Regions from separate parts of the Homo sapiens genome. Here region 1 is linked to region 2. The links are chromatin loops, found by intact Hi-C in ENCODE. Cell type or tissue: natural killer cell. All regions are shown on one strand. Each heading gives the region's core, and the rest is flanking DNA. Links, peaks and the distances in the headings are about the cores only. Region 1 has its middle 16 kb from the start of HSPB3. Region 2 has its middle 120 kb from the start of ESM1.

What was found. Hi-C counts contacts between places; a loop is a spot of excess contacts. Peaks named below come from ENCODE experiments on the same cell type or tissue, not always from the same donor. Only the 100,000 strongest peaks of a DNase experiment are listed, where the experiment ranks them.
Region 1: it touches region 2 in a loop (5-fold over the local background); 9 of 110 quality-filtered maps call a loop at or near these places.

The regions. Positions count from the first base shown.
Region 1 is chr5:54,435,259-54,444,732 of GRCh38, forward strand. No RefSeq gene overlaps it. Among named protein-coding and RNA genes, the nearest start is that of HSPB3, 16 kb to the right of the region's middle. RefSeq lists enhancers at 4,725-5,226, 5,503-5,562. In natural killer cell, for the core only: no CTCF peak of the experiment used is centred there; DNase peaks (open chromatin) are centred at 5,353 and 8,203.
Region 2 is chr5:54,862,415-54,871,888 of GRCh38, forward strand. It overlaps the pseudogene CSPG4BP. Among named protein-coding and RNA genes, the nearest start is that of ESM1, 120 kb to the right of the region's middle. In natural killer cell, for the core only: CTCF peaks have their summits at 5,171 (motif pointing left) and 5,370; a DNase peak (open chromatin) is centred at 5,127.

The DNA.
Region 1 (9,474 bases), core at 661-8,660, 430 kb before region 2:
TTTAGGTTTAATTGCTTCAATGATAAGCACTGTCTTCTGCTCCCCTCCCCACATCCAACCCTTAGAATTTTTCCAAGATTCTTGTTATCCATTCTATTCATATTTATATCATCCATCATATGAGGCAGAGGGGAGGGAAATGTGTCAATAGAAATATGTAAAGGCATTCAAGTGGGTTGGTATTTTCAGCATTAACTAATTATTCTTTCTTTGGAATAATGTACCAAAAACCATATTAGGACTTTCCGGTTGAAATAAACTACTGTTAACTAGCTCAGGTAAAAAGTGAAGAATTTAGTGAGGAAGCATGTTCAGCTGTTTGGTTTTTTTGAACCCAACCCAATGAGGCTTTGGGAATGGCATATTATTACACATTGCTGTGTAACAAATTGCCAAAAGCGTAATGGCTTGAGAAGAACACAAATTTATAATCTCACAGTCTCTTCAAGGCTGCATTGCATGTGTCAGCGGGGGCTGGTTCTCACTTGGAGCTCAGGGCCCTCTTCCAAGCTCATTCAGCTTGTTTGTGGGCAGAATGCAGTTCCTTGAGGTCACAGGACTGAGGCCTCCACTCCTGCAGGCCACTTCTCTCCACAGACAGTCACCCAGGGCTGTTTGCTTTCTTTCTTGAGCAGTTAAGAGACTCTCTCTGCTGCTTTTTAAAGGTTTTCACCCCATTAAGTGAAGTTCAGTGAGGATTATATTCCTTTTAACTCCAAATCAACTGATTTAAGGCCTTCATTACATCTAGAACACACCTTTTGTCATATAACATAGTAAGTTGGCCAGGCATGGTGGCTCATGCCTATAATCCCAGCACTTTGGGAGGCTGAGGCAGGTGGATCACAAGGTCAGGAGTTTGAGACCAGCCTGGCCAACATAGTGAAACCTCATCTCTACTAAAAATACAAAAAATTAGCCGGGCGTGGTGGCAGCCACCTGTAACCCCAGCTACTCGGGAGGCTGAGGCAGGAGAATTGCTTGAACCTGGGAGGCAGAGGTTGCAGTGAGCGGAGATCGTGCCATTGCACTCTAGCCTGGGCAACAGTGTGAGACTCTGTCTCAAAAATATATGTATATATATAACATAGTAAGTTATAGGAGTGATGTTTCATATTTGCAGATCCTTCCACTGTCAAGGGTAGGTATTATACAGGTCTATACCAGGGCTGGACTCTTAGAATTCTGCCTACCACAAATGGACTCAGTTTAAGTGCTGGAAAACTGAAAAAATCTTCTTCTCTTCTATCTTACCTCTTCTCTCTAACAGTCTCTTCCCTTTGGATTCTCTAAATTACCAAGGAAGAGCTCTGGCCTAACTTGGATGGGATGTTCAACCCTGGTATTATCAACTGTGGCCAGGGGCATGATTCCATGTTGTATAAAGTAGCTTCTGGGGGTCCACTGGTGTGGTTGAGAAGGTAGGAGTAGTTCACTTAAGGAAGGGCCGTGTGAGCTGGGAAGATACTCCAAAGCTATTTACCTCGTGCTGCCTTTTATTCAGTGAAGAGCACATTCTTCTGATAGGTCAGACAGCAATGGGTAGTAAGTGATAATGGCCCCTGGGCAGCAATGAATTGTGTTGTGTCCTCTTTTATGTCACCCTGCAATTCTCCCAGAAACAAACTCATTCTAAAACTAGGCTGTGTTCATTCACGCCACATTCAACAAATCAAAACAATCCAAAACTGAAATAAAAATTCATGTAGGGTGATGGTGAGGAAATGGGGAATGACTGGTAATATGTATAAGGTTTTCTTTTGGGGGTGATGAAAATGTTCTAAAATTAGTGTGTATATATTCCACTGCAGTTCATAGAAATGGCCCTAGCCCATAGATTGAGGTCTCTTAGTACCGTTCCCCATTAAAAAGATCCTGGGCTCCTTAGCGGTAATGGCTTATTCCAAGTTTGAGGCATGGAAGATATCAGGTGAGCCTGGTACATCTTTTGGGGTGTCTAAAAGCAAGAGTCCAGGGTTTAATGAGGTCAGGTGAAAGGTTTGGTCAGTTTTAGCCCCTTCACATTGGCTACAATGTTGTGTGTTATGGTTTGGCCTCATAAGCACCTATTCAGGGGAGTACAACAGAGGAAAGCTTTGTCACTCAGACACCTGGGAGGTCCTGCAGATGATGCCTGAAGCTGCAGCTGGAAGTGTTGCTTGTGCCTGCTGGGTCACTGGGAAGTGCTATGCAGTCACAATGAAATTTTCAGGTGGCATTGTGTGCCATCTTAGACTTTTTTCCCCCCAAGTTTCATCCCTCCCACCCCTCAGTTCATGAAATTTCACTCTCCCAGATACTCTGTACATCTTTTCTTGTACTATGTAATAACTACATTCTTTCACCCCGCCCCACCCTGCCAGGACAATTTTTGCCCCGTAGGGGCTGATATTTCCCTTATTGAGAATGCATGCTCCACTCCATTTGTGCTGGCAAGTGTGGAGAATGTGGGCATTTATGTAGGGTGGTGGTAGGGAAATGGGGAAACTAGTAATATGTATGGGGGTTTTTTTGGGGGGTGATAAAAATGGAGGACCCCAAATGACTGTTATTTTGGGGCCCAGAAAAGGACCAGGGTAAATACATTTCATCATTGGGATTCAAGGCTGGAATCTTTTCTGATTGAGACCCTTGGGTCATTTGGACAGAGAAACAGCGAGACAGATTTCATTCCCTTCTCTCCCACAGGAGCTGACCCCAAATGTGTCTCCTGCATGCTGGTAACCATCTCGAGTCCGCTGCCCAGGGAACCCACCTTGGGATCATTTTGCTAAATATCTCTAATATGTGGTTGATTTATTACTGCTGGGTCTAAAAGCTACTGTTTGAGCATTTATATAGTGTGCAAAAAACTTGTCACTATGCATACAGTGCTGGCTGTCTCCCGTTGACCCTCCCAAGCTACTCTCCCTCTGCTCTGTGCTCAGGGAGACTAGCCATAAGGATTACATCAATGGGCCCGTTGCCACAGGTTCCTGATGGGCTTGGCCAATGGAAAGCAGCAGGTAGAGCATGAGGTCAGAGTATATTCTCAACTCCTCACCTGTCAGTCCACAGGGGGTTGTCTATTTCTCTCTGCAAAGGGTTTCTGGTCCTGCTATGTGGACCCCTCTCTATATATATTTCTTACTATGGGTTCAAGTGGCTACCTTCTCTCTTTGGCTTCTTCAGGCCAAAACTCCCTGCTCTTGCTGGCCCTGGAGACACTGCATTATCCCTGTGTTTCTCCTAGATTCTGCCCACCTTTGTAAATAGTCTATATTTTGAACCCTTCTTCAATTTCTCAGTTTGCAGATGCCGTATTCCCTGCTGGGAACATGACTGACACATTCAAGTCTCCTCGAAAGCAGTTATTTCCAAGATGGTATAAGATCCTGTCCCTGCCTCAGAGGTCAGGAACAGTGACCTGGAACAGAACAGCTTTGTGGATAACCTAAAAGCATTTTGCAAGCATAGAGGGTGAGGTGATTAGCTCTATCTGATTGAGTTGGGGAAGGCTTCTCAGAAGAGGAAACAGTATAGTCTGACAGGAATTTTCCATACAGAAAAAGGAACTGCAAATGCAAACGCATGAAAGCTTGAAAGGGATGGCCTTTTGGAAATCTAGAAAAAAGTCTCAGCAGGTAAAGGTCAAGTGTGTGCACACAGGCTTGTTTGCAGGGAAGGTAGGAAGGGGAAGAGGCATGCGGTGAAGTTGTAAGGATAAGTTGGTTGCGGAAGATGCAGTCTTGAAGGCAGTAAAGTCTAAAAGTCTATAGTTCTCTAGAGGTCGGAAAGTATAAAAGTCTATAGTTCTCTAGAGGTCAGTAGAAGTGTTGTACAGTGTTGTAAGAAATGAAGGTAATACATTTCATAAAAGCACATGCTGTAACTACCAAGATATTATCACAAGGAGGTAGTTAAGAGATGGCTAGATTGTTGCAACCCTAGATGGTGACACGGTTAAGTTAATGTTTTGTAGAAGGAAGGGAAAGAAATAAACACTTAAGTGTTTACTCTGTGCTAGCGTTCGGACATAATATTTCACTGTAGGAGACATGCCTGTTGACTTTGCATCTTTCCATCTATAAAGCCAATGAGATTGCCACTGGATAGTACATCTTGCTTTGGGGCTTAGAAAAATACATCATCAGAATATTCCACTGTGAGGACCCCTGTCTGACACATATACAGACAGTCCCAGACTCATGATTTTTCAACTTCAACTTACGATTTTTTGACTTTATGATAGTACAAAATTGATACACATTTAGTAGAAACCATATTTTAAATTTTGTGGGTTTTTTTCCTTTTTATAAAAAAGAAATAGGGTCTCACTATGTTGCTCAGGCTGATCTCAAACTCCTTACTTCAAGCAATCCTCCTGACCTAGCCTCTCAAGTAGCTGGGATTACAAGTTCCAGCCACCATACCCAGCTTAATTTTGATCTTTTCCCAGGCAAGCTATATGTGGTATGATATTCTTACATGAGATATTTAACACTCTACTATAAAATAGGCTTTGTGTTGATTTAGCTGATTTAGCTTACCTGCAGGCTAATGTAAGTGTTCTGAACACATTTAAGCTAGGCTAGGCTAAGCTATGATGTTTGGTAGGTTAGATATACTAAGCGCATTTTTGGCTTATGATATATCTAAGTTATGCTGGGTTTATCAGAACATAACCCCTAAGTCGAGGAGCATCTGTAGTGGTAAACACATCATTAGGGTTTTTAATTTGATTGTTACTGAGAAATTGTTGCAGGTTGTGAGTTTCTAAAATGAATTTTAATTAACTCCCTTCATTGCTGGTCCTGGGTACTAGAATCGTAGGACCACGCATGGGTTGTGCATGTGTCCACACCCCACAAGCCCCAGTTTCTTAGTGGTCTCTCTAACTCCTCTTGTGATCAATAAGCTAAGGTACTCTACGTGCATACATGCTAGCTTTCATTTTCATGTAAAACTATGCAGAATAGTGTCTGGAACCCACTGGATACTCCATACATGGTCTCTTTTGATCTTAAAAGAACACAGCGAGGTGGGCATTCAGTAACTTGTCCAGGTTGAGAGTGGAGTCAGGATTTGAACCCAGGTGACCGTATCTTATGTTCTTGATCATCACGCAAGGCCACCTGTCATTGAGACTTGAACAGCAGATGGGGCCGGGTGTGGTGAATCCTAGCTCTTTGGGAGGCTGAGGAATGAGGATCACTTGAGCGCAGGAGTTTGAGGTTGCAGTGAGCCTCTGTGCTACTGTAGCACGGAGTGACTGTGCTTCTGTACTCCACCCTGGGCAACAGAGCGAGATCGTATCTCAAACAGTGGAATGACAAAGAAAGCAAAAATCAAAAAACAAAAACCCCGAATAGCAGATGGGCTGTGAGCATGGAGCAGATTGCATCAGCTGCATGAGCCTTCATTCTTCCTCCAGAAGGGCCTCCAAAGACAGCTTTTTCAAAGTCTAGGCTATAAAAATACCACCTTGAGTTTCACTTCTTTTCATGTATGAGATCTTAGATCTTAGTTCCTGTTTGCTTTGCAAAGGACATAAAGAGCCTGCCCAAGCATGTTCCTCTAGAATTCCCACCGAAACCAGGAAGATAGCACAGGAAGCTGCCTGTGGACTTAAAGGACCCCAAGAAGACCCTTCAGCCCTAAAATATGTTTCCAATAGCTCATCTTGGTGTCTGAAATGTCTTTATTTGAGGGTTATTACTTCAAGTCATGAGCTTTTTGGGGTTTGAGCACGAGAATAAATTTCTTCATGCTCTTCTGCCAGTATGTATTTGCTCTTTAAAGGCTAACAGAAACCTATTCAGTCCAGCTTTAGAAATAAACAGAACTGTATCCCAGTGATATAAGTGTTACTTCCCAGAGCACAGGGGCAGATAATGGCTTGGGAATTGGCTCTTGGCAATTTTTTGGTTTCTGGGCAATTCCTAGTTCTAAGGCAACTATTCTCCCCGAAGCTGTGGGATGCCCTGTTTCTGCTGCTCGCTACAGAGCCAGGACAGTGAGGCCAACATGAAGGCTGGTGTGGTCTGCCCTGCTTTGGCCTTCCTATGGCAGGAAATAGCCGCCTGAACTCCATGCAGACCTCAGTTAAAGGGCCTAATGCACACCTAATTCATGCCCCAATAAGGGCCTAAAGTCTCAGAATCTCAATTCCAAATCTCCGGTCAAGGGTCCGCCCTGGGTCCACTCACTGGACAGGGGTTGGGGCCGCATGCCAGGGCCATAGTGCTATTGGATCAGGCTTTCAGTCAAGGGGGCATACAAGATGGGTTTTTCAAGAGTGTGGGGAAATGACAAGAATCTCCCTTATAACATCCCAAGGACAAATGCCTTCCCTCCAATTAATTAACTCCTCATATCTGATGGCAGGGTCCTCAGATAAAAATGTGCTTATGGGCCAGGCATAGTGGCTCATTTATATAATCCCAGCACTTTGGGAGGACAAGGAGGGAGGATTACTTGAGCCCAGGAGTTTGAGACCAGTCTGGGCAACATAGTGAGACCTGGTCTCTATAAATAATAAAAAAGAAAATTAGCCGGGCATGGTGGTACACACCTGTGGTCCCAGCTACTTGGAAGGTTGAGGCAGGAGGATCACCTGACCCCAGGAGGTCAAGGCTGCAGTGAGTTGTGATTGTGCCACTGCGCTCCACCCTGGGTAACAGAGTGAGACCCTGTCTCAAAGAAAAAACAAAGTGCTTCTGAATCACCTGCCCCTCTGCCAGTCTTTAGTGCTGGAGAAAAGGCAACCCTGGCTGGTGGTATGAAATGAATGGAAAGGGAGTTGCTGGGGCTGGGGAGTGGGTGCACACAGAATAAAATGATAATGTTTTTGAGAACACTTTGGCAGGCTATGTGTAATTAACATGATACTCAAGTGGATTTTTTCTTTTTTCTTCATTTTTTTTTAACCTGGAAGGGACTTTGTAAATGTAGTTCAGTCCCTTGCCCTATTTTCCAGCTGAGAAGTGGGGTTCATGGAGGTTTTGGTCATCTACCCGGTGTTAGGAGACTCATTAGGACTCCTGTCTCCTACCTTTGCCTTTGATTGCCAGTTCTTCCCTCTACTCTCTGCCCTAGTATCTCCAATTCTACATTTTCTTTATCTTGACGTCCTTATCTGATCTCTCAGTTAAACTATGTTGTGGAAAAATAACTCCTAAAGCCCCAAGAACCACTTCTGAGCAAGCCATAGCAAGTATTTCCTTGGAATTTCCCTCAGGTTAAAAAGCAGACTTGAGTTTCTCAAGCTTAGTAGCTCAGCAACTAAAAAGTAATGTTAATATCACCAAAGGGCTTAAAAGTAAATTGCAGAAAAAGAATAAATATCATTTGATCACAGCTGATAAAGGTAATTCTAGTGTGATAGGGAAGTCTTAGTGCATTCCTTCCCAAGTGCTAGCTTGGTCTGAACCTCATCTGTGTAGAAATTGTGGCTTGTGTAGTTATCCAGTAACATCTAATATTTGCCATGGCTTTGACTAATATTTAAAGAAATGTGGGCAATGCTACATGCTATTCTTTTAAAAATAGCCATAATGGAATTGAAGTGGGTCAGCTTTTTCTCCAAAGAGTTTGCATCCTGTTACATACTATAAATAATAATATCTAACATGTATTGAACATTTACTATGTGCCAGGCTCTACTGTTTTACGTCTCTTTTCTAACACTCAAAGCAACCTAAGAGATACACATATTTTCCTTATTTTACTGGTGAAGAAGAAATGAAGGCTTAGGGAGATCGTGACTTGCCCTAGATCAAGCAGATGGTGAAAGGCAGAGTGAGGATTCAAATTTAGGTCTTTATGTCCCTTAAAAAAGGTTTCTTTCATCATACTAATAAGATGCCTCTTTCAGAATATGCATGTAGAAAGAACCAGCATAATTTGTGCTTTGTAGCTTCCAATCAGAAAGCCTGGGTTCAACGTTTACCCTTCAAAAATTTTCCAAATAGGGAATAAGATTCTAGGCATTAAAGAAATTTTTGTTTCCCCAAGCCTGCCACCTCCCACCCCATATAATACAAGTAATTTAAAAGCTAGTCAGACCAAATAGTGAAATGGACTCAGTATATGGGGATCTTTATTTGGAAAATAAAGTCAAAAGACAAGAAGAATAAGAATTATTTGTTTAGAATCTCAGTTATTATTAAAGAACCAGTCTTTCATCAGTAAAATTCTAGCCTCTCCCACCAGAGGGCAGTTATCACATAAACCAGAAAGCCCCTCTTGGCTTCACTTTCAGACACCACATCACACTACATCTGGAATTAGGTTTACAGCCCAGTACAGATCCTGAGAACATCTCTGCTTCTTTTAAGTCTGAAACTAACATGTCATGCCTTTCTTTTTTGCCTGCAACTTAAAGGAGCTTATGATAGCATAGAAACCATCTCTTCATAAAGGAATGTTAAAATGGACCAAAGACAGATGCTTGTATTGGTTCTATTTTGAGGGGTGGAAACCCTGCACCAAACACTCAGTGACAGAGTAAAAAACATTTTTCTGTGTCTAAAACTTTATATTTTATTCCATTTATGTACCGTCTGTGTTTCAGTAACCTGTATTTCCCCAGAAAAGTAGCTTTATATGCTTTTTCATGAAAATTCTAAAGATTAGCTGAGAAAAAGGATTATAGTTTTTGTTTTGTTTTTGAGACAGGGTCTCACTCTGTCACCCAGGCTGGAGTGCAGTGGTGCAATCTTGGCTCACTGCAACCTTTGACTCGTCGGTCAAGTGATCCTCTCACCTCAGCCCCCCGGGTAGCTGGGACTGCAGATGCATGCCACCACACCTAGTTATTTTTTTTGGTTTATTTTTTTGTAGAGATGGGGTTTCGCCATGTTGCCCAGGCTGGTCTCAAACTCCTAGGCTCAAGCGATCCACCCATCTCGGCCTCCCAAAGTGGGATTGCAGTTTTTGATAGACAACAAATTACTTTTCGAGTGTCCAGACTGCTTATGTTTTGGAGAAACCAACAGAAACATTATATATATTGATCACTGTTGCGGGAAGTCAAGGACCCCGAATGGAGGGACCGGCTGAAGCCATGGCAGAAGAACGTAAATTGTGAAGATTTCATGGACATTTATGAGTTCCCCAAATTAATACTTTTATAACTTTTTACTCCTGTCTTTACTGCAATCTCTGAACATAAATTGTGAAGATTTCATGGACACTTATCATTTCCCCAATCAATACTCTTGTGATTTCCTGTGTCTGTCTTTACTTTAATCTCTTAATCCCATCATCTTTGTAAGCTGAGGATGAATGTCACCTCAGGATCCTGTGATGATTGTGTTAACTGCACAAATTGTTTAAACAATATGAAATCTGGGCACCTTGAAAAAAGAACAGGATAACAGTGATGTTCAGGGGACAAGGGAGATAACCTTAAAGTCTGGCTGCCTGTGGGCCGGGCGGAACAGAGCCATATTTCTCTTCTTTCAAAAGCAAATAGGAGAAATATCACTGAAT
Region 2 (9,474 bases), core at 417-8,416:
TCTCAACGGTGCCTTCCTTCACCACTCTATTAGAAATTGAACGTCAATACACACACACACTCCATTAAAGATCCCAGCACTTCCTAGCTCCCTTTCCTGCTTTATTTTTCTCCATAGCACAAATCATTCAACATGCCATTTATTTCATGTATTTATTTTATTTATTGTTTCTTCCTGCCTCTCTCTTTCCCTCATCAGGAAAAATGCTCCCTATGGGCTGGGATTATCACCTGGTTAGTTCACCAATTTATCCCCAGTACCTAGAACTGGCATCCCTGACACAAAATAGATATTCAAAAACTATTTGCTGAATGAATGAAGGGCAAGAATGGCCAGGGAATCTCCCTCTCCAAGTCACTAAAGGCTGCAGCCACTAGTTTTTAGAGGTTAGAGTCACTGTAAGTGAAAATGACCATGTCTCAAAACTTAGTGACCCCAGGAGTCATCTAGGGAGAGACAATGTGAAGGGGTCGCCTCGAAATCAGGGACCCATGACTTTGACTCTTCTCTGTGAATAAGGCTACATGATAACATAAACAGCATGTTGTCACAGCAGATGCACAGGGAACACCTGCATCTCGACACATACGTTTCAACCAGTCATTCTTAAATACACGCCTCTTACACAACACAATTAACCACTGAATTGACCAGGATCGGACCAAAATTTAGTGCTCAGAAGATAGGGCTACAATTTACAAACTATTTTTAGAGAGGTATTCAATTCAACTCACAGCAGAGCAGGTTTGAAATGGTCTTAGATGGTTTGTCCAGCCTTTGAGGGAGAAGCCATGACTGAAAGACACCTGCATGAGGTCACTAAAGCATCACCTTCCCTGGGACCCCACCTGCATGAGGTCACTAAAGTGTCACCTTCCCTGGGACCCCCGCTGAGAAGCACTGATGTCTAAGGTCTTTTCCAACCCTCAGCATTCTCTGATTCTCCCCAGGGCTCCCCAAATCCCCTGGTTAAGTCTAGCCCCCTTGACGTGTAATTCAGGTTACATCTCCTGTGGTCAAAGGGGAGGACTCCTCCACAGATTAGCTCCAAGTACACTCTGCCACTCCTCCACCTCCTGGACAACTCCCCATCCCTCTAGAATGCCCTTGGCCATGCTGTTCCCTTTGCTTGCCCTGCTTTTCTCTGTTTCCTCCTCTGTTATCTCCCTGCTCTTTCACTCTCTCCTCAAAGTCTAGCTGAAACATTATTTCCTCTGTGAAGGTTTCCTCATGCTTTTCAGTTAGAATCTTTATTCCCACCATACCACTGTGAAAATGCCACGTGAGAGGCAAGAAGAGTGCACCTTATATTAAACCTGGTGCCTCTGATTGCTCAGCAGTATTTCTTGAGGGCGAGAAATATGTTTTACTGACCATGGTAACTGCACACAGTAACTCGAACAAGATGTTTAGTAAATTGATTCAAATCAATGGATGAGTTGAAATTCTTAGAAGCAAATGAAGCATCAAACATGTGTTCCTAGCTGACTAGACAAAGACACTCTAAAATGGTAGGTGGTTGTTAATGGTTTCCAACCTGGAGAGTGTATGTTCCTAGGGTCTTATAAAGGAAATGATGGGGACCTGCAAGTTACTTTTCAACATTTAAAAAGAAAGTAGTGGAAATCATTCTTTCATTCATGATAAGAAAGTAAAGTCTAACAATAAGACCATTCTAACCCAAAGTAAAGAAACGTGACAGCAGCCCGGAGTTGTCCTTGGTTATTTTATGCTGATTGGATGCCAAATTGGCAATTGTACCCAGCTCCCTGATTGCAGGGCCTGGACTATTTTAACTTTCGAGAGCTTATGTTCATCATAGGGTATGATATGGAAAACGTACCATGTAAGCATCTGTTGGTTGAATGAGAAAATGAATGAATAAAAAAATCCACCAATGATTAAAGCATACTTGTGTTAAATACCTGGGCATTACCCCGATATTGCTGACAGGGCCAGTGACAATGTGGCACTCATCTAGAACTGGGCAACCAGGATCGTGCAGGAAACCCATGGCATAGAAGCAAAAGCTGGAAAGCTAGGGATGTTTAACCTAAGAAAGATAAAATTCAAGGAAATCTGATCATCTTTTCTTTCAAATACTTAAAAAGCTTTCATGAAAGGATGGGTATGATTTATTCTGTACCAGAATAGTATGATTCTAGGAGAATCATACTATGAATGAATCTAGGAGGCATATGTTTTATTCTGTACCAGAGGTACCTCTGGTACAGAATAAATCTGGGGTACTAGAGCCAGCGCCTAGGAGAAAAAGTTTTTAAATGGCAGATTTCAGCTCAGCCTAAATAACTATCTAAAAATTGGAGCGTATTTACATTGGAAGGGCTCATCTCAGCAAGTAGTAAGTTCCCTATCACTGAAGATGTTTAAGCACTGGCTAGATAACCTTTCTATAGGAATACTGTGGAAGGGCTTCTAGCATCTGTTGGGAGGTGGACTAGACACCCTCCAAGGTCCCATTGAGAGGTGACAGCGTGCTGGCAGTCCTCACAGCCCTCGCTCGCTCTTGGCGCCTCCTCTGCCTGGGCTCCCACTTTGGCGGCACTTGTGGAGCCCATCAGTCCACCGCTGCACTGTGGGAGCCCCTTTCTGGGCTGGCTAAGGCCAGAGCCGGCTCCCTCAGCTTTCAGGGAGGTGTGGAGGGAGAGGCGCGAGCGGGAACCTGGGCTGTGCGCGGTGCTTGCGGGCCAGCTGGAGTTCCGGGTGGGCGTGGGCTTGGCGGCCCGGCACTCGGAGCAGCCGGCCGGCCCTGCCGGCCCCGGGCAATGAGGGGCTTAGCACCCGGGCCGGCGGCTGCGGAGGGTGTACTGGGTCCCCCAGCAGTGCCAGCCCGCCAGCGCTGCGCTCGATTTCTCACCGGGCTTTAGCTGCCTTCCCGCGGGGCAGGGCTCGGGACCTGCAGCCCGCCATGCCTGAGCCTCCCACCCCCTCCATGGGCTCCTGTGCGGCCCAAGCCTCCTCGATGAGAGCCGCCCCCTGCTCCACAGCACCCACTCCCATCGACCACCCAAGGGCTGAGGAGTGCGGGCGCATGGCACGGGACTGGCAGGCAGCTCCACCGGCAGCGCGGGTGTGGTATCCACTGGGTGAAGCCAGTTGGGCTCCTGAGTCTGGTAGGGAGGTGGAGAATCCTTATGTCTAGCTCAGGGATTATAAATACACCAATCGGCACTCTGTATCTAGCTCAAGGTTTGTAAACGCACCAATCAGCACCCTGTGTCTAGCTCAGGGTTTCTAAACGCACCAATGGACACTCTGTATCTAGCTGCTCTGGTGGGGCCTTGGAGAACCTTTATGTCTAGCTCAGGGATTGTAAATACACCAATCAGCACTCTATCTAGCTCAAGGTTTGTAAACACACCAATCAGCACCCTGTGTCTAGCTCAGGGTTTGTGAGTGCACCAGTCGACACTGTATCTAGCTGCTCTGGTGGGCCTTGGAGAACCTTTGTGTCCATACTCTGTATCTAACTGATCTGATGGGGATGTGGAGAACCTTTATGTCTAGCTCAGGGATTGTAAATGCACCAATCAGTGCCCTGTCAAAACAGACCACTCGGATCTACCAGTCAGCAGGACGCGGGTGGGGCCAGATAAGAGAATAAAAGCAGGCTGCCCGAGCCAGCAGTGGCAACCCGCTCGGGTCCCCTTCCACCCTGTGGAAGCTTTGTTCTTTCGCTCTTTGCAATAAATCTTGCTACTGCTCACTCTTTGGGTCCACACTGCTTTCATGAGCTATAACACTCACCGTGAAAGTCCGCAGCTTCACTTCTGAAGCCAGCGAGACCACGAGCCCTCTGGGAGGAATGAACAACTCCAGACGCGCCACCTTAAGAGCTGTAACACTCACTGCGAAGGTCTGCAGCTTCACTCCTGAGCCAGCGAGACCACGAACCAACCAGAAGGAAGAAACTCCGAACACATCCGAAGGTCAGAAGGAACAAACTCCAGATGCGCCACCTTAAGAGCTGTAGAGCTGTAACACTCACCCGAGGGTCCGTGGCTTCATTCTTGAAGTCAGTGAGACCAAGAACCCACCAATGCTAGACACACCATCATACCCATAAATCTAAATAATAAATAGCCATTTTTTTCTCCTACCCAACATTCCCAATTACATAAACTGAGAGTTATTACCTGTTTCCCAATAAATTTTATTAGCTTTCCTCTTGGAAAATTAGAACTTTTAACATAACTGTGTTTCAGTGGTTTAATAAGTAGAACAAATTCACAGTCAAATCCCTCAAAATATTTACTTGGAATTTTGAGGTAGTCTTCTAGAAGTTCTCTGGAGCCACCTTCTTGAACTGTGAAATTCTGTACCTGCAGAAAAATCCACTTAGGCGTGGTGTCCACCAAGATTTCGACTCTGCTCACAACTTGGAAACCATTCATCACATCCAGGGAAAAACAGTCCTGTTCTTGGTTGGGGGATGTCTGCACATAAAGGATATTGCCATCCTCCACATCCGGTTGTGTGAAAGTCAAAGGGACTTTTCATCTGCACCCAAGCTGCCTTCTTCTGGTATAAATTTTTGGAGGTATCCATGCATTGGTGGAGTTCCGACTATGAACACTGCCTCTGAAGGAATATTATCTTCATGCCCAGCCTTGAGTTCACACACACCATATATAGACACAAAAAGAAAAACATTAATAAATGTAGAAGTGAAGACTGTTGAAAACCACATTGTCTTATATTAACATCCACAATTGGCTTAAGTTGTACTTAGGGTTGATACACAGTTTAAGCCTGAGTCTGTTTTGGTGCCCATGCCAATATTTTTAATATTGGCCCTGGTCACAAAAAAAAGTAATGGTCAGCAACACCTAAGTAGCTACTAATGTATTAACCAAGTGTCATTCACAGCAGCAAAAAAACCCAGGACTCCAAGGTTGAGGTGAAAGAAATAAAATGGTAGTGTAAGGAGAAGGAATACAAGATGGTAGAAGACGCAGCAGTTGGGTCAGTAAACTTGTAAGACCTTGAGAGGAAAGTTATCATCCCCCATTTGAACTCGCTCAGCACTTTCAATACGTATTTTTTTATTCCGGGAACTCCATCTCAAATCTGATTATAACTGATGTATAGTCATTGGACTGCATATGCCCCCTTGTGGTGAAACTTAAATATAAGCTCTTGAAAAAGAACAAAAAAGCTGGTTCTTATTCCAAACTCACTATTCAAAGTCTTATTCAAAAGTATTTAACCCATTCTGATTTGAATTCATTTTTACTTAATTTTATTGGCTGCATCTAGCAAAAAAGCAAACTTGTTTGCAGTCCCGAGGGTAGATTCAGAATAGCCTGCATTTGTGGCCAGTTGTTATAAATCGCAGCTTACACATCCCACACCCTACACAGCATTACCCTAAAAAAGAACACCCCTTCCAAACTCTGATCAGCATGGCTGTGCCTGCTGGAAGTTTCCAGTACGAGGCCCAGAAAACCAGGTGATTTTTGGTCTCACCTCTGACATTCCACTGGTCTAGGCTAGTTTTAACCATCACTTTCAGGATACTAAACAAGGCCACATTCAGACCTAAACAAACTATATAATATAGTATTTGCTGGTATCTTAGGAATGTTTCTTACATTTGTTAAATTACTCCAAGTTTTTATACTGTGCTTCATTCAGCACATCATAAATATAACTCAGATCAAATGAAATATTGGCAGTGTTGCTATGGATAATGAATAAAAGATCTCTTAATTTACCATAATATATACCTCTCTCCCTTAGTCCAAGTTTTTACTGTACTAAACATATATATGATGCACATGTATGCACATGTGAGCCCAACTTTAAAATAAGCCTGAGCATTGCTTACATTCCATTTCCAACTGTAGGAAAATTGGTAGCATCAAAATCATGAAACTTTCCAAGTTTTCTTCTCAATGGCATCTATATTTTTAAAAATTCACTCCTGATACCAGGGGAGAAATCAACACAAAAATAGCTTTCAGAAGCAAACAGATTATTAGCACCTGTAAGAATGAGAATTCTTAGTGCTGTGGATAGGATAATTACCTACCTGGAGCCTTCCTGTATTCAGTTTTACTGGTTTTCTTTCTTCAACTACTAGAGTCTCGATGTGCAGAACCTGCGTGTGATGTGGGTGACCTTCCAAGCACACTTGAACATAGACACCCACTCTCACCTCTAAGTATGTGGCTTTAACTTTCACTCTCAGGTTGAATACATCAAAGTCATCACTGCCATCGTGCCTATAAATCACACATCAACAAGTCATCCTGAGAAAATGAGTGGGAAACAGAATGATTGACCAGGATCCTGCCATGCTTTAGGCCCTGCACAATGTGGAATTCAATCTTGTGGTCTGTTCTGACATTTTGGTTTGTGGTGACACTTAGGTTGGCCACTGTGAGGCTGCCATCCTTTCCTCTCTGTATGAGCAGCCCCGTGTTGTTGGCTATCTGGACATAAGGGTCTGACACACTGGCCTTGAGAAGAGATGATGTGTAGTGGACACCATCTGTCACAAACAGCACGAAGCGATCCAAGTCTGCACCCTGATGCCTGAAAAGCACGTGCCCTTCCTGCAGGTCTTCTTGCCTGAACTGGTAGAGTTTCTGAGTGGGGTCTCTGGCTCACACTAAATCCCCATTTGGGATGCCCCGCTGGGTGTACAGCAACTGCCCATTATCAAAATCTAAGTCAGGGTTATGGTAACAGAGATCTGCCAGGGTCAATAAGCGCTGGCCATTCCGCACAACATGAAAGACCTTATCTATCATGCGTACTGGTTTCTCATCATTCTTTAACCCAACGGAAAGTGTGACTTTTATTTCCATAGATGAATGCTGTGAGTCAAGATCCCTGACTGCTCCCCCCTGGTCCTTTGGTGAAGGCCACAAAAAAGAACTCATCAGACTCAGTCTCAGAGTCATCATGAACATAGATCACCTGTTCACTCACTCTCTCTTGATTTGTGAACATAGTGATATTGTCATTACTTTCCAGAGAATCAGACAAGTTAAGCAGTTTCAGCTTCCCATGTTGAGGGCCCTTGGAGATTTTATATTGGAAGATCTGATTGTCCAAAATTTGAACAAATAGTTCTGATTTTGTAATTAATTTTCCTTCTCCTTCTTTTACAAATAATCCTCTGTTAGTTAAAATAAAGTATGTCTTATCTGCTTTAAAGTTGATTCTGAAAGTATAATCTTTTGAGTCTATGTATTTTGCAACAACCAAAAACCTAAAAGTATCCTGTGAGTCTTCCCTTGGCCTCTCCTGAGGTTCATAACTTATCTTAGAGTCTGTAATATTTTTTTGGCTGAAAATTGAGTTTGTTTTTAGAACTTTATTGCCAAGTACCAATTTTCCTTTCTTAGATGGGATCAATAACTTAAAATGTAGTTCCCTCTCAGCTACTTCCACACCCTCTGTTGCAGCCTGCAAATGATCAGAATTCAATATGTTCTTGTTTAGTTGACTCATCTCTAGAGGAACATTTTTCAGGATAAACTTCAGCCATTGTGTTGTAACTGGAAATATCAGCTCTTCACTGACTTTTCCTTCTATGTTAACTTTACATTTAAAATGATCTGTAACATTTTCTAGCTGCAATTCTTTCAATGTACTATAGTACTGGACCCGACTCCAATCAACAGAACACTGAGAAAAGGTACTAACTTGTTTCCATTTCCCACTTGACCCTCACCGCTGAATCTGGCCATACTGAGGTGGATGAGTGATGTCAGAGCGGGTCTCCATCTCATGCCATTCACCATTAACCTCCACTGACAAGTTACTCCATGTAATCAGAGGAGTGCCACCCTGTTCTACAACCACACCAGTTCTAACGGCCACTGCAAAGTCCCAAGAAACAGCCATGTTCCACACCACTGCTGTATTACTAACCAGCTCTCCATCACTTGCTCTCAGAACAATCTGAGAGTTTCGATGACCCCTGTGCACATAGAAAATGTTGCCATCTCTTAAATCTTCATGTGTAAAATGATTAATGGCATTCCCGGGATCACTTGCATTTTCTAAAACCCCAGCATCTGAATTGAAGTTGCCAAGAACTGAAATACAAAGACTCAAAGAATCTGTGTCAGGGTCTGACATGTCTATCATACTTGGGGTCAGTTGTTTCTTAGAGTTCTCAAATAGAAGAAGCAAGTTTCCTTCTGGTACCTTAAGGTATGGGGGATCATTGACTGGAATGACAATAATGTTAAACACATGTGGAACACGTTCTTGCAGATATAATGGCATTTCTTTCTTGCTATTGGGAGAAACCAAAAATGTAAAATAATCCATAGGTTCTTCTGAACCATCATGGACATATCAAACTTTTCCTTGCCATAAGTCTAACATGGTAAAAGCTGTCTCCATTACTTGCTCAGGTGGTACATTTAATTGAAGGAACCCATGAATAGGCCTTCCCTCTATTTTAAATAGTATTTGAGAATGATGGATACCCAAATCCTTAAATTTCACATCCAGTTTCATGTGCCTTTGTTTCAGTAAGGTCCACCTTCTTGGACCTGCAAGTTATTCAAAACCAAGAAATCGCTACTCTCATCTTGAAGAAAAGGCTTGATGACCTCAGGGACGGCAGTGGAAAGGAAAACTTCTGACTGATGCAGATTTTCTATCGCTGTTATGGAAGGATTTGTGTTATCAACACTCTCAGTTTTACAACAACAGGAATATCTTTGAAAACAAGGGCATCCCTTAACGCTCTCTTTTCTGAATTGGCTTCCAAGCTTCTTAAGCACCCTTTGAAAGAGGTTCCTCGAGCAAATTTCCCAGGCACAGAGGCAAGTTCTAACCTCTTTACTTCTTCCCACATTTGGTTATCAAGACCTCCCACAAAAAGGGCTCCTTCAGATACAAATGTTTGCTTTGCAAAGGCAGTGACTTCCTTACCTTTTTTTCATCTACTGTTAGGTCCAGATACTCCCCTGTGAATTTGAATTGAATAACATGCCACTTGTTGTCACTGACAAAACTAAAAGAAGAAAGCTGAGTTTTACTTTTATGCCTTCCTACATAAGCCTTCAATAGACTTTCATCTATTTACAAAGCAACAAAATCTCCTTCCTTACCCAACTGAAATGAAAGCAAGGCTTGCTGAGTTACAGTTTGCAAAGTAAATTCCAATAGTGTTTACCCTTGCACTTTCCATTCTGGAAAACTGACAGAGAATCTGGAGCTAAAGAAATTGATGGCTTCATCCTCCCCTGCAAAAAAAACTCGTCATTGCATCCTAGTGACACCTCATAAACCTTCTTAAAACCAGGGTAAGATCTAAGGGACGTAAGGATCTCCCTCTGGTTAAATACCACATCCTTCATACATCCTCAAAAATTGGGGAGCTTTCCGTACAGATAAGGTACATTGAGTGCCCTGCGGCCTCCTACATAGATTCCATGTTGAAAATTCAAATTATGCATCCCACCAGCTGCCATTTGGCCA